2 separate regions of the Mus musculus genome follow, and region 1 is linked to region 2. Evidence: chromatin loops called from intact Hi-C (ENCODE). Cell type or tissue: left cerebral cortex. All regions are shown on one strand.

Region 1 (8,000 bases), 110 kb after region 2:
CTGTAAAGACCCACTCTGTGCATAGGTGTCCCCAGTTCACGCTTTGGAGTTGGGCTGTGTAATAGCCAAGAAAGCTGCTGAGTGAGCGCTAAACAGAAATGGACTCATTTCATCCTGCTCTTCTCTGCGGCTGCAATATGACCAGCTGTTTCAAGTTCCTGCTGAAGATTGACTGCAACTCAGAACTGTGAACTACAAAAGCCTTTTTCTCCCCTAAACTACGTTTTGGTCTGGATATTTTGTTACAGCAACAGAAATGAAATGCGTACACAGGGTCTCTTGTTCACTACTGAGAGCACTAGGCTAGCTGACCCAAAATCCTCCAAGGACTCACCTATCTATCTCACACTAGGATCCCTGCAGCATTTAGCTCTCTTAATGCAGCTTCTGAGGATCTGAACACGGTCTTTGTCCTCACATGGCAAGCACCTTATCCACTCAGCGAGCTACACAGAATGCTATTTTTCCCAATCAAGTCATTCAAAAATACTTATAGCATGTTTTTATTATCAGCATCACTAGGCAGATAATGACAAACTGATTTTCACCAGTATGTGCATATATCAAAGGAGAAACTTCCCCAAACACAAGAAAGTTGTAACAAAAAAAGTATGTGAATGTGTGTGTGCATATATGTGCAAGTTCCCCCTCAGGCCAGAGGCATTCTACCCCACTGGAGCTGAAGTTACTATGAGCTGCTCAACATGCCTCGTGGGAACCGAGTCTGTGTCCTTTCCAGGAGTAACACGTACTCTAACTGGTGAGCTATAGCTCCAGCCCCTGAAATAAGCTCTTCTAAGCTATGTCCACAGTAAATGTCAGGGTATTTTCCAAACATGAACTTTAGCCTTTGGTACACAGAGGCACCTTCTGTGGCAATGGGAAAGCTCAGAGAGTGCTCATTCCCTTGTAGAAGGATTCTCCAAAGGTTACCTTTGTCCTTAAGTGACATCAACGAGTGACAGCCCTGAGAATAGGAAAGGGACAAAGAAAAAGGGGGAAGATGGGGCTTACCTGTGCTCGAGATGACTGAAGTCCTGTAAATTTAATTCCCTGGTGTCTTGTGTCAGATAAATTGTATCCACATCCTATTTAAAGCAAAACCCAGTTAGAAAATTAATCACATACATACAAGGAAGCCAGACAACCACAGAGAACTGGATAGGGACACAGGCAGGTTTTTGAGTAATCTGAGCATGAAAGATAATAATTGAAATGGATAAAATAAAGAAGCCGGGTGGTGGGGGAGGGGAGGGGACGTTAGCACATCCGTGGGGGAGGGGAGGGGACGCTAGCACCCTGGTAAGCAGGCTGACTTACCCACTGCACTTCTTCCTTGTATGAAAAGCCCAGCCAGTCGCACACACAGGCATACATCTGAGAAAACCCACCTGAAGCATGAAGCAGAAATGTTGATATCGACAGGTTTGCAGCAAAACAATTGTTACATCACAGTTCTACAGCTTCAATCTGGCAGCTGTTGGCAATCAGGTTATCTTTCCCATCTAGAGAAGCAGCAAGGATTCTCCCCAGCTCCGTGGTGCATACGCAGCAGGCTGCAGCGGGGCTTAAATATAGGACTTCTGTCCACCAATCTAAAGTCTGCATGCTAATTACACCTTGAACTAATTGTACCTCTACAGTAGCATACCGGGAATAGACTCGGCTTCCTGGCAGGGGGATGGTCATCCAACCCCTTACATTTTAGTTGAAAATGTATGCTCACCACAGGGGCCTGGCTCAGCCAAGGTCTGGCTGTCCCACAGGGCCTGGAGACTGGCCAGACGTTCAGATGGCTCCATGGAGACTTTCTTCATGATTCTCCTGAAAGGTTAATGCCAACAACACATTTCAAAGCTCATGGTTTTGAAATATAGATCTTATTTTGTACTCTGCCTCTTTTGTTTGCTTTAAACAAAGATGGGTGTCACTTCAACTACAGCCAAAACTATTCTTTGACTTGCTTCCTCTTGAAGATTCAGGCATTAAAAAATATTTTCCATGTTGTTCTCTGATGTAAAATTTTGTTACAATACTTAAAAAATAGTGTTCTAGGGTTAGGGGTAATGGGTGTGGCTCGGTTGGTAGAGTATTTGCCTAGCATGCAAATCTCTGGGTTCTGTCCCCAGTGACACAAAAGCTAGAAGTAGCAGAATGCACCTGTATTACAGTGAGGAGGACATAGGGGAGGACAATGAGGAGGACACAGGGGAGGACGGTGAGGAGGACATAGGGGAGAACAGTGAGGAGGACACAGGGGAGGATGGTGAGGAGGACATAGGGGAGAACAGTGAGGAGGACACAGGGGAGGATGGTGAGGAGGACATAGGGGAGGACTGTGAGGAGGACACAAAGGAGGATGGTGAGGAGGACATAGGGGAGGACTGTGAGGAGGACACAGGGGAGGACTGTGAGGAGGACACAGGGGAGGATGGTGAGGAGGACATAGGGGAGGACTGTGAGGAGGACACAGGGATGGATGGTGAGGAGGACACAGGGAAGGACAGTAAGGAGAACACAGGGGAGGACAGTGAGGAGGACACAGGGGAGGACAGTGAGGAGGACAGTGAGGAGGACATAGGAGAGGACAGTGAGGAGGACATAGGAGAGGACAGTGAGGAGGACACAGGGCAGGACGGTGAGGGGGACACAGGGGAGGACAGTAAGGAGGACAGTGAGGAAGACATGGGAGGGCAGTGAGGAGGACACAAGGGAGGACAGAGGGGAGGGCATAGAGGAGGATGGTGAGAAGGACACAGGGGAGGACAGTGAAGATATCACAGGAGCAGATAAACACCTCAATGAAAATGAAGGCCATGTTTGTTTGTTGGTTTGTTTGTTAGTTGGTTTGTTTGTTTTTCAAGACAGCAAGCTGAACAGCTAAGAATTTTCTCCTGGATCCTTCTGGGGCTCAAACACTTCAAGAGAAAAAAAGAGCCACCCAGGAGGGCATATCGGAGAAACAGTGGGGGCACAGCAAAGCCTTCCTGCAGGGATGGGCACTGTGGACCTGGTAGTTAAGGTGCAGAGAGCGTGGAGGGGAGAGGGAATCAGACCTGTGCAAACATGAGACCACTGAAAAAGGCAACTCCAAGGTTGGGAGCAGAAGCTTACACCCGCAGTGTCTAGGGACTGGGGAGGTGGAGGCAGGAAGATCAGGAGTTCAAAGCTATTCTCTGCTACAAGGTGAATTTAAGGCCACCTTTAGTTACATGAAGCTTTGTCTCTCCCAGAGACTGAAAGGCAGAAAAAGAAAAAGAAAAAGCCCAGACCCAGGCACTTCCAAGGAAGACAGTAATAAAAGAACCAAAGGTTATGCCATCAGAAAGGGATGGCTAAATGACTAGTGCACCATGGGAACTGATGCTCAAATGTGGGCAGTGCCACAAAGTCGGAGGTGGGGCGGGGGTTGGGGGCTGGAGGGGATCTGCTGGAAAGTGAGCACTGTTAGTAACTCAGAGCTATGATATAATGTGAGTGTGAAACACTACACTTTGGTGTTGTGTTAGTTTCTGAGGCTTTGCCATTGGCAATTTTTGCATATACATAAATAAAGCCACCCAATCTGCTTGGCCCCTTCTGCCTGAGACTGCCTCTATTTCTGGCATTGCTTGCTTTGTTTTGTTTTGTTTATCTTTTTGTCCCCCCCTCCCCCCCATGTAACATACTCCATGAGAACCTACATCCTCACCAGAGGTCAGAGAGACACTCAATCTTGAAATTTTACCCACCAAAATGTGAGCTTAACAACCTCTTTTCTTTGCAAAGTGCCCTGCCTAAGGTCCTTTGTTACGGTAACAGAAAACTAATTATGCCAAAAGCATTCTATGAACAGGAGAGGAAAAAACCTAAAATAAGCAGACAGCAGAGGTTTCTACTTCAAAAGCGGTGCAGAACACTCCTACCTGGGGGTAAGGGGAGGCGAGTAAGAAAAAAGAGGCAGCTGGTGCAGAAGCCCCATGAGCGGCTCAGCACAAGCATCCATCTGGGCTTTCAAGCAGCTTCACTTTTTCAACAGTTCTCACCTTCCTTTTTAGCTGAGATGTCAGAAGCCAAAAGAGTCTCGAAAAATACGTGCATGCATTTCCATAAGAGATAAAGAGCTAAGCTCACAGAAGGTAGGAGCTGTTGCTTCTGCTCTAGCCCTGTGTACTATGTGTGAGAGGAAAACCCGTTGACATGTTTTCTGCCTTCAGCTAAATGACAGCACAGAGCAGCCATGTGCATCCCAGCTCACAAACACACAAACAGAAGTATAAGCCAGACACAGCATTTGCTACGAGAGAGAGCAGGTGTCCTTCCTGAGCGCCTCGCTCCCATCCTAGACTCCTCGTTGGCTCGAGTAATGAACCAATGGTGGGTGGGACACACTTAATTTACAGGAGACTCAAAAGTTGCTGTGTGTGTGGCAAAACAAAAACAAAAATCAAAACACTCCAGGGAGCATATCAGTTCTTCACGAGTGTTTCACGGTAAGCTGCTGGCATGGAAATATCTGAATTATTTTAATAACTGAGTTAAAACTCTAACCCACTGTGAATCCAAAAAGTAACTGACTTCAACAATAACCATTTAAGCATCTTTTATAACATTTATTTGGCATGAAAGGTGTGTGTGTGTGTGTGTGTGTGTGTGGTATGTGTGTATGTGTGTGTTTGTGTGTAGGTACCACATGAGATATAGAGGGTTAGGGGACAATTTATGTGAGCCAGTTAGTTCATCCTTTCACCATGGAACCAGGATCGAACTCACATCAACAGGCTTGGCAGCAAGTGTTTTTACCTGCTGAGCCCTCTCATCAAGCCCAGTCCATGTTTTCATGATGTCATCCAGAGCAAGCTCATGCTGTCTGCTGCTACTTTGGAAAGTGAGGGGAATGTCAGACTGGTAAAACACATTCTTTTTCGGGGAATAGGGTTATTTTGGGTTTGGTTTTTTTGTTTTTTGAGAAAGGGTTTCTTCTATGCAGCTCTGGCTGTCCTGGAACTTGCTCTGTAGACCAGGCTGGCCTCCAACTCAGAGATCCAGCTACCTCTGCTTCCCAAGGGCTGGGATTAAAAGCCTATGCCACCACCACCCTGAAGTAAAATACTTTCTTTTCCATATAAATTCCTCTTAGAGCTGTTTTCTTTAAAGTAACTGCATTTTCTCACCAGATTTATCAATGTTTGTCTTCATAGAGAAATTCACAGAATCATTTTGTTTAGTAGTAAAGAGTACTGCTGTAATATACCAAACTTAACAGCCAGTCCTTAAAAGTATCACACTCATGAAAAGATCATGAAGCATGCCAAAACCATATCACATAGCCACTGCGCTGCTCTGACTTTGCTTGTCAATATAGAAAATAAACATTTTTTAAAATGAAGAAAAATATTATATTTAGGTAAAGCCAAAAATTCAGATTTGAAAATTAAAGTTTCATTTGTTTCAAACAGATATATTGGCGGGCTGTTCTTTTGTTTGTTGTTGAGACAGGTCTTGCTGTTGTATCAGGCTGGCCTTGAACTTGAAACACCTACCTCCATCTGCAGAATACTGTGACTGCCACAAGCTTGTGGCCAGTCTGAGCTACAGTGTTTTGGGGGTGTCAGGAAGAGTGCCTCCTATATATTAGGTACTAGGGACTGAGGAACAAACCTGGTGACAACCAAAGAGCTTAAGGGTAAAGGAGACAGCACGAGCAGGCATGGCCTGTAGCCTACTCCTCTTACCTTCTCATGACACACACATTTAATTCAGCTCTCTGCACTAAAGAGTATGCTTGATCACACCCTGCTCAGTCACCCGCTCTGTTTTTCTCTAGAACTCGCTCAAGCCATGGGCTTTAATATCACCCATTTTCAACACTGACAAACATTCCCTAAAATCCCTCAGGGCCCTCAAGCTACTTCCTATTCAGCAGTTCTTCAAAGTAACACTTCCCTGAGAACATATCCACTCTCTCACTCCTGAGCAATCTGGACAGTCCATGTGAGCCTACGGAGGGAGTTTCATAATCAGGCATAATAGAGCTAGTCAGGAAGGAAGCCTTCATGGAAAGGATTGGAAGTGCAAGCCTCTGTCCTATTCTGAAATAGGCTGAACATGTAGGAAAGTAACAGTCTTCTGGGCCGGGCTATACAGTTTCAGCTTTATCAGGAATCGAGCCGTCAGACAGTTCTGCAAGACACAGATAGCACTTGAGTCATACAAAGATAACTGCTATCAGTATGGAGTGCTGCTTGCACAGAAAAGCAAGGTCATAAGACCAGTTACAGAGATGCCTCAGAGGAGAAAGCTACACGGTCTGAATTTAGGCAAGGGAAACGAAAAGAAAGACAAAGGGCCCAGCCAAGACTCACCTAGATGACACCAAGAGCCTGGTAACTAGCCCATGGCTCCCTTTTCATGAGATCACGAACAACAAAGCCAATCTGTGCGTGATAAGGGCAGGGTTTTCTTTTTTAAAGGGTAAGATAAACAGTTCTTTGGGGATAGATTGAGTGTATGTAGCTTGAGGTCACCCCTATGGAGACGTGTGCCTGCCATTGAAGGGGAGAATGCAGGTCACAGGCAGGGAAATGTCAGGGACTAAGTAGCCAATGCTATACCAAAGCTGCCTAGCTACAGATGGGCAGCTACATGATGTTACACTGAAAATACTATTCTGTACTAAGTGCTCTCAGGAAGGAAAAACAAACAAACAAACAAAACAAACAAACAAACAAAACAGAAAACAAAAATAGGGCTAGAGAGATGGCTCAGCAGTTAAGAGCACTGACTGCTCTTCCTGAGGTTCTCAGTTCAATTTCCAGCAACCACATGGTAGCTCACAATCATTTGTAATGGGATCCAATGCCCTCTTACTGGTGTGTCTAAAGACAATATACTCATCAACTACACATCAAATAATATATAAATCTTTAAAAACAAACAAAAACAACAACAAAATACATCCAAATCCAAAATTAAATTGGTAATATCCGCACACTTGAATGAGGTGGAAATTTCTGGTTTCTTTGAAGACTCAATTGTGTCATGTCATGTTTTTCTGTAAACTCTCCTATGAAAGGACGTTTTGCTGAGAAGAGCTAAGTGGTGTTTTTCTAGAAGCAGCCTGGAAAAAGGGCACTTGATGTTCTGTTAGAGCAGGCACTTGAGAGAACACGTTTGGAAAGGGTATAAATATTTCACAACAGACAGTGGACAGCACTGTGTGGTATTGGTTCACCTTGGCACTCTTTGTTGGTCATCATTTCTCATAACTTCATAGAGAGAAATGCACCAAAGAACTTCTGGTGGTATTCTGGCAGCTTCTTGTAGATTGGATTCACCCCAAAGAACTATTTCTAAACAGGTCCACATCCTCCTTTGCCCTATTAACCTTTCCTTTCCACTACCTCTGGTGGGTGGTGGGCTAGAAGGGAAGTTAAAGCATTTAAGTACACTTATTTAAAATGGTTTTGAAAAATATAAGCCTACACCTGAACTCCTAGGAATTTAATAAACAAATAAATAAGTACTGAAGAAAATGGAGGGTCTCAACGCAGCACATGGGAGCCTAAGGCAGAAGAATGTTGATTTCAAAGTTCAATGCCAGCTCAACTATATAGCGAGACAAAAAAGGAAAAGGGGCGGGAGGCAGAAGGAAGAAAAGAGGGGCGGAGCTAGGAGTGGGTGGAGGGATGAGGAAAGGCAAGGAAAGGAAGAAGGTGAGAAGGGGGAGGGAAAGAGGGAGGGAGGAAAGGAGGGAGGGAAAGAATCATAGAAACTCCAACCCTGCTCTGAAGAACAGGTATCCTAAGCCCTTATTAAACACATTGCAGTTGCTTATTTCATCAGGGCTCATCTGGCATGAAGGGAGGACATTACAAGGAAACACATGTACAAAGAACATTGCTGAAGCCAACACCCAGGCAGGAAAGGGAAAGGAGCTTCTCGAGCTAAGAAGCAAGAGTCCCACACAATTAACAACTGCTTAAAGCCTCTCTCTCTTCCCTGCTGAAACACTGAGATCT
Region 2 (8,000 bases):
CAGTTTATTCACAAGTGATAAAACGGCTCTTTTATCCTACACCTCTAGCCAGTTAAAAATCTATTCTTACAGCTGAAAAGAACAGGGAATGATCATTTAACTCCATACTCAAGAATGTCCAAATGGAGATAAAGAATCAGACTCAAAGGCTGTAAAAATCAGTCACAAAGCGCTGAAAGAGATTATTCATGACTGTAATTGTCGGTTGTCACAGCAACATTGGTGCAGGCACACTGAATGCAACCTCTGTCTGTCACTTCAATGCTTTAGGTAGCTTAACTCTTTGTTTCTCAGTGTGTCATCAAAATTTTAGGACAGTGTGTCTCAACTTAAAATTATCTGCTGGCATTTCTCAGGAAAGGTCTTAGATCCAGCTAGTGTCCTTTAAAAAATAAACCCCAAAGCGAGGTCCCACTTGAGAACATGTTCTAAGTGTCCGTGACAAGCAACAACTCACATCTGTCATCCAGTGAGTCTTCCACCACCACCCACACCTGTCACCTAGCATGGGCCATCCTCCACCACCCACAGCTGTCTCCCTCAGAACATACACCCATGCTGAGGCTGGGAAGCACCTCGGGCATTCAATATACAGATACACTTGAAGGCCATCATAAAGTCATGGGAGGGATAATAAACACTAATCTGAGCCGTCAGAGGACCTGGGCCAGAATTGGAACCAGAGAAGGCGCTAGCCCAGTGATTTTCTTACTCTGCCATTGCTACCAATACAGATGATGGGCTGCAGCTGTGTTAAAACCATCGTGATGCTGTTTTGAATTTCATTTTTGTTCTGTTTTGGGGAGGAAAGAATAGGTAAGGATTTTGGAGACAAGCTCTTACTATGTAGCCTAGGCTAGCCTCAAACTCACAATCTTCCTGCCTCAGACCCTTAAATGTTGGGATTTTAGGCAGGCGCCACCATGCCTGCCTTGAAAAGCTGATCCACATATAACTAAGAGGCAAATAGAACTGAAAGAATGTTGCATACTTTGGCGTGACAATAATCAGCTAAAGCTTCCTCAAATTCTACATTCTTTAAAGAAATAAAGTGGTTCACATAGGCCTGGAACGACAAACAATATTTCAGTTTTGACAGTTACCTTGCTTTTAATAAAAATACCCATTTGTTACTATTTAATGTTGGGAGGAAAGATAGATAGATAAATGTTGAGTGATGAGATTCACACACACACAACAGCTTTCCTGAAAGACCAGTGTAACATGCTGGAGGTGGCCAGACTGTGGGAAGCTCACAGGTTGCATGGGAGCAGTGGACTGGCCTGGAAAGCAACTCACCTTTCAGACTAAGCAAAAATCCAACAAGGTCTATTTATAAGGAAAATCGCTAACAAAATACATGTGCTCAGTTCTTCAGAGTTGTATATACTTTTCATACAATCTCAGTAACGAAAAGGATCTATAGGGAAACCAGCACCAAGCATATGGTATTTACCCATGATCCCAGCACAGAAGGATCCCAAACTCAAGCCAGCCTGAACTTATAGCAAGTTTGACGTGAGCCTTGACTACACAAGACCTTGTCTAAACTACACAGGAAAAAACAACAAAAGCTATGCTTGGGATAGAATTTTATTCAAATAATAACAACTTGGAAAGAAGTTTAAAATACATGTGTGTAGGAGAACTGAAATTTGTTTCCTTCTTGTGCCTCTGGATTTGGTTTTAGAGAACATTCATGGGTAAAAACAAGCAAGCAAGCAAACAAACAAATAAATAAACAAGAAATAATTTAGCTCAGGTTCCCCTATCCTTAAACCTATTATGATAGATAAGAAATACATGTAAACTGTGTCAAAATTGTAACATTTTATATCCATATACTAGCTTTAATATATGAAAAGGGTTCATATATGAAAATTATACATAATTTCATATACAGATAAAGGATAGATAATATCTATGAAATGAAACTCATTTGCAAACTTGGTGACCTATAAAGAGAATATCTTGTGTATTGTATGGATGCAACACCTGTCAATTATAAAATCCTATGGGGAAAGGGTAGAATAGAAGGTGGAACATTCCAGAGGCAAAAAGAATTCTGGGATAGCACCAGGCATGGGAGATTCACCCTAGAAGGTGTGGCAAGATGGTACTTGAGCATAGGTAAGCAGCCACATGGCAGAATGTAGATTAGAGTAAATGGGTTGTAAAAAGTTATGATCCAGTCAGAGAAGAGCCTAGCTATGTGAGCAATGTATTAGTGAATCTATTCTGAGTCCAAGTCTTCCTCCTGAGAGCACAGGGCTGGAAGGAAGAACCAGGACCACACTTCTACAGTGACCTGTCTATAATAAGTCGTTTAGCTTAGCCTAATTCTGGAGACACATTAAAACATAAAAGTCACCATGGCTAACATGGATCAGAATGAAATTACTTTTCTTATTAGGGTTGTGTTTTCCAATATTTCAAAGCCTGGTATAAAGTTCAAATGTCAGGAGAAAACTCTTGTCTAGTACACTTCATTGTGTAACTTTTGTGGGAGGAGTCGTTTGGTTTGGTTTGGTTTGGTTTTTTTGGGACAGGGTTTCTTTGTGTATCCTAAAACTAGCTCTGTAGACCAGGCTGGGCTCAAACTCATAGAGATCCACCTGCCTCTACCTCTTGAGTACGGGGATTAAGAGGAAAGCCACCACCACTGCACACACGAATGACCTTTCTAAGAGCTGAGAATTGCTAATTATATTTTCTTTAAAAGTCCTTTGTTGATCTTACTATTTCTGTTAGTTCTCAAGTTTTGCCATACTTAGAAAGGGCTGGTGGTTCTTGGCTAAAGGGAGAAACAGCAGCTCAGCTGGTTTCTATACCTGTCGCCAAGAATGCAACCAAGCGCTGAGTAGGGGCTGAAGCAGGAGGACTGCTGCAAGTTTGAAGCCAGGGTTACAGACAAGACCCTGTCTCAAAACAACGAAAGACTCTCCAAGTGCTAGGGGCTTCATCTCTTTCTCTCAACCTCATCTCTTACATGCTGGGCCTTTTCCTTGCTTTCTTTCTTAATTTTTTTCCATAAATACACACTTGCCCAGTCTCACTTGCTTCTCTAGCCATCCATTTATTTGTTTCCACTGCTCCTCCTCCTCCTCCTGTCCATTAGGCTGATAAACTGTATCCCGGGAGGACTGACTGCAGTGGCCCCTCTCAGAACTCTGAGTGCTTTTCTCCTTTTGTACCAAAATGAAAGGGTTAATTCCTTCAGATAGTGGATAGTTCTCATCTGCTATCTTTGGGCACTTGTCAATGGCTAAGCAACTTTCAGAGTCAAGGAAATCATAAACTGCTCATCAGATGAAGGGCACGGGCAGCCGAAGCAGAAGGAGCAGGGCTAGCTTTAAGCTAAGACAGCCAACTTTTAAAAATGCATCTTATGAGTAAGAAAAGGAAAAATATGTTAAATCTTCATTTTAAAATGCAATTTTAGAAGGAAGCCCTAAATATAGACTCTCCCATCTTGACACCATAAAGTGCCAATAAACCTGTCCCGTGCTATAAGTGTGAACAGCACTCCAGGGCTGTTTCTGAAGAGACCAAAAGCAGCGCGGTTATCAACGTTACTTGGAAATCTTACTCACTGGATCTAATTTTTATAATGAGTGTAAAACTATTCTGCTTGCAGCTCAACAAAGATTTGTCCACTGTAAATTCTATAACCGCAATTTACAAAGTAATGCTAGATCTTGGTTCACAGCCGTTTCCCCCTCTCAGACCCACTTCTAACAGGAGATCCCTAAGCATGCTAGTTTTTAAAAATGAGAATAAAATTGCTTGAATCACCATGAAGATAGGATAAGATAGTTTCCTTATTAAAAGCACTTTTTTTGCACCAAATTTGCACAAAAAATTAGTCTATAATGCTTTAATTTCAAGCTCAAAACCCAAAATTATTTTCTTCTTCCTCTAGGCAAAAAAAGGACCTTCCTTCCCCCACTAAATTAATTCCAGTTGAGAAACAGATCAGGAAAGTCCAACATGAGGAACGAATCACAATGCCAATTTTCTATAGTTCTGGGCCTGCAACAAGCGATATGACAAGAATGACAAATACTTGGGCATTTTGCCCTTGAGTCTTAAGAACTGCCTCTCTCCCCCCAAAATGTGGCACCCTCCTCATCCAAGTTCCCTTACTCTCAGGCATCCAGCTGGGGAGATTTTCAATTCACCCCTTGGTTTATTTAAGACTGAACCATCTGGTCAACCCCAATCCTGTATCTAAATTGTTGCCTATTTCATTCAGGATCTGCTGATGGGATGACAACATCTCCCGGGAGAACAGCCAGGCCGTGCAGAAGCAAATGGAGCATGACAATGCCAACCAGCAGGGCCAGGGATTGCAGTGCCACTGGAGGATACTTACACTTGTACAGCAGAGAGTCTCCATGCAGCAAAAGGAAAGGGAAAAAAATATGAATGGAAGAGAGACAAAGCAACAGCGTCACAAGGGAAAGGGAGGGAGGGAGAGCATTTACAAACAAAGTAGAAAAAGCTAAAATACATAGAAAGCCATTGCAGCAAAGGGACAGGGTGAGAGTGGTGCCAAGTTAACTGCACAAAGCATCCAGTCTAGCTTCTAATAAGCAATAGCACAGTTACAGCTTGAGAGCTGCAATGTTCTTCCATACAGATTTGAGCTCTTTTTCTAAGTATGCCTCCAAATGCACAGCGACATCGTCACCTGCCAGGGCGCTCCGTGGGCAGACTACTGGACAGTTGTTAGAAAACCCCCGCACAGGTCTCTCCTTGTGCCCTTGCAACAGTGTGAGGACTGGCTATCTTTGGATAAACATGGATGTCTCCTAAAAGCCCATTTATATCCCTCTTTGCTCTTGCTGCCTTTCGGGAGATAAACACTTGTAATTCTCTCACTCCCTCAGTTATCAAAGCTGCTTACAGATCTGATGCTGGAATCTTACCCAGTCGACCAGTCAAAGTGCAGCTAAATATTTTCTGGTGGGAATTACCATTTTACATCCATTAACTCTTCATTCATTGGTCATCATTGACAGCTTTTAACATATCTCATTATTTTTAATTGATTTTAAAAGTTGTACTTGAGTCATCAAAGTGTTTGACAATAGCATGAGGTGACAGAGGATCCTTCTGAGGTTTCCAGAAGGCATGCTGTGTGGAAGTCTCCTTGCTCTGCCTCTCTGAGGCTGCCTTTTTCTTAGTTCTGTATTTTATGCTCAACATAAAATGAAATGAAACTACAGAGCTCCTCAGGCTGCTTGTGTAAACAGCGTGCATCGCTGCAGAGGAAAGGGAGGCTGAAAGGAACAGCCATTCCTCATGACCACCCCTGCCATCATGGGCGCACGCACACACACACACACACACACACACACACACACACACACACACACACACACACACACAGGCTTTCGCTGGCAAGGCTGGGAGAAAGCCTCACCCTCAGAATTCTAATTTTATACTCACTAAGCATTTTTCTTCAAACATGGTTTATTTTATGACTTATCAAGTGAGCACACACACACACACACACAAAATCTTTGCTAAGGAGAAAGAATAAAAAATATACTTTCAAATCTTCAATTGCCATGCCTGTGTTAACACATAAGCCCCCAGAGCATCCACAGAAGTGGGATTATAGCTCTTGGTATAAGGAGTGAGTCTCAGAGATCATCTTGGGCTTTCCCTTTCTGAAAGGTTAATTCATCAAGACAAGTCCTCTGCCCCAGCTACACACTCAATGATGATAACAAGTAACACTGAATAGTCTTTTCATTGGTTCATTTCCTAAAGTGACAGTCCGAATGAAGAAGGGAACCCCAGCAATCAACAACTCAACATCTAGACAAGGTGAAGAACACTCACTCTTATATCTCTATGTCTTTGAAACTCATTTAGGCTGCCCTGATGTTACCATCTCTACACTAAGTCAGGAAGGAGTTGCAAGCAGAAAGAGGCATCCAAGAAATGGGCTCAAGCTCTGGATCTCCCATTGGCTTAGTTATGGAATCTGAGGAATCAGGCTGGTTTTCCAGTTTAAAATAAACGATTGTGAGGATTAAATAAGATACAGATTATGAAATGTTTACTACAGCACCCACCGGCCATGCTGCACCAAGCTGGCCTCACTGGCTTCAGTGGATGGCCCTATGTGTGAATATAACCATTTCCTCCTTTTCTTTCCAAAGGGAAGACTAGGGTTGGGAAAGATTAAGTAAAAAGTTGTTTTGTTTTGTTTTGTTCTGTTTTTCACTGAGAAATATCTGGAATGATCTAAAAAACCCACTGTTGGGGAATGAATAAATGAAACAGACAGGAAACACTGGTTTATAGATGCAAGGAGGAATGGCAGCTAAAAATAGAAAACCACATAAAACGAGCGGCATGATGAAATTGGCAAACAATGTTCACCAAAGAGTTTCAGGAAGATACACATTGGTGTGCCAGCTATGTCCATTCTAAGGTCCACACCATGAGCTAGCTGCTCATGAACAGATGTATGCATAAACATTGAAAACAACTGTCCCTTCACACTGTGATGGTGCCCATGGGAAGAGGAAGGAGAGAAAGATAGCTGGTCACAGTGGCTGAAGGTGGCCACTATGCTATCTGTAATGCTTAAGCTTATTTAAGATTTCACAAAGATTACAGAATACCTACTGCTTGTTGGTTCCTCTTGGAGAAGGGACAGAATGGAGGTAAATTAAATAAGCTCCCCACTGAGTTTGTGTTCCAGTGCATACCTTTAGATAAAAGATGCTGGCCTGTCACCAGCTGGCTCATGGGAGCTGGGAATATGATGAGCATTTGGCACTGAAGAATATTTTTAATAATGGTCCTGCTTGCTCCCACTCGCAAACTAGAATTATCTTAGAAGAGGGAACCACAACTATAGGCAAGCCTGTGGGGCATGTTTTTAATGAATGGTTGATATAGAAGAACCCAGCACATTGCAGGTGATGGCACTACTAGGCAAGTGGTCTGGGGTGTAGAAACAAGTAAGCCCAACAAGTCACAAAGAACAAACCAGTAAGCAGCACTCCCTCATCACAGCTTTGCTTTAGTTCCTGACCCAACTTTCCTCAGCCAGTGATGGAGTGTGACCTGAGACCTGTAAGCTGAAATAAACCCTTTCCTTCCCCCCAAGTTGCTTTTGATCATGGTATTGTATCACAGCAATAGAAAGACAAACTGCTTAGCAACACCTCAGAATGTTTGTTCAGAACCAAGTCTAATCTATGGAAAGGACACATGGAGTTACTCCCTAGGAGCTCAACAGAAGGCTCCAGATACTACCTGTAGGACCACCTTCTGCTGGGAATTAATGATAAAATGACCCAGTAGATCAAAAGAGTTTGAGGGTTTAAAAAGTGATGTACTGTAATAGGCAGGAAGAAATCTATAAACTTCTTAAAATGACTCAGGGTTGTTTTACATAAGTATTTTTTTTTAATACTACTGTTAATTCAAAAATTTCCAGAGAAGTTGCCTTCCAACACTTAGGGTACAGTATTCTCTAGAACCAAGAACTTAATATCAACTTCAATGGTGTTAGTGCTTATCCTACTTAGCAATCTTTTGTCAGACATTTAGCACTTCCTTAGTAAGACAGCAAATTTGACTTCACGGACTGGCCCAGTCCAGGTAAGATGAAGGGAAAACTCTCTGAACAACAGGTGACAGACTTCAAGTGCAGCAGCCTGAAGTGGGACCCCAGACAGCAAAGGGCTGCCCCAGGCTCACACATTCCAACTACAAGAAGATGATTTACCCTTACGATAACTTTGTAAGTGAGGTTAGAGTGTAAGCTGGAGGTGTCTGGCTGGAGGTAAGCACTTTTTATAAGTTAATGGCCAACAAGTTTATTATAGCATCTGTTATTATAAACCCCTGGGATTTTGTAGCTACTTTTTGCTAGACAGGGTATATGCAGCCATGGTTGCTCTAGAACTTGGTAGGTACACTAGGTTGGCCTCAATGTCACAAAAGTCTTGCTGGGCTCTGCCTCCAGA

The links. Peaks named below come from ENCODE experiments on the same cell type or tissue, not always from the same donor. Only the 100,000 strongest peaks of a DNase experiment are listed, where the experiment ranks them.
Region 1: a loop joins it to region 2, with 2.9 times the contacts of the local background. A loop is called at or near these places in 1 of 42 quality-filtered maps.

The regions. Positions count from the first base shown.
Region 1 is chr13:24,153,664-24,161,663 of GRCm38, forward strand. It overlaps Carmil1 (capping protein regulator and myosin 1 linker 1), which reads right to left. Exons shown (of 38, transcript NM_026825.3): 6 at 1,727-1,824; 7 at 1,321-1,391; 8 at 1,015-1,088. Among named protein-coding and RNA genes, the nearest start is that of Gm33573, 22 kb to the right of the region's middle. In left cerebral cortex, no CTCF peak of the experiment used is centred here; DNase peaks (open chromatin) are centred at 3,994 and 5,950.
Region 2 is chr13:24,045,268-24,053,267 of GRCm38, forward strand. The region is part of intron 30 of Carmil1 (capping protein regulator and myosin 1 linker 1); the gene reads right to left. Among named protein-coding and RNA genes, the nearest start is that of Scgn, 58 kb to the left of the region's middle. In left cerebral cortex, a CTCF peak has its summit at 4,355; DNase peaks (open chromatin) are centred at 3,491, 4,256, 4,588, 4,873 and 1 more place; H3K27ac peaks cover 2,270 bases.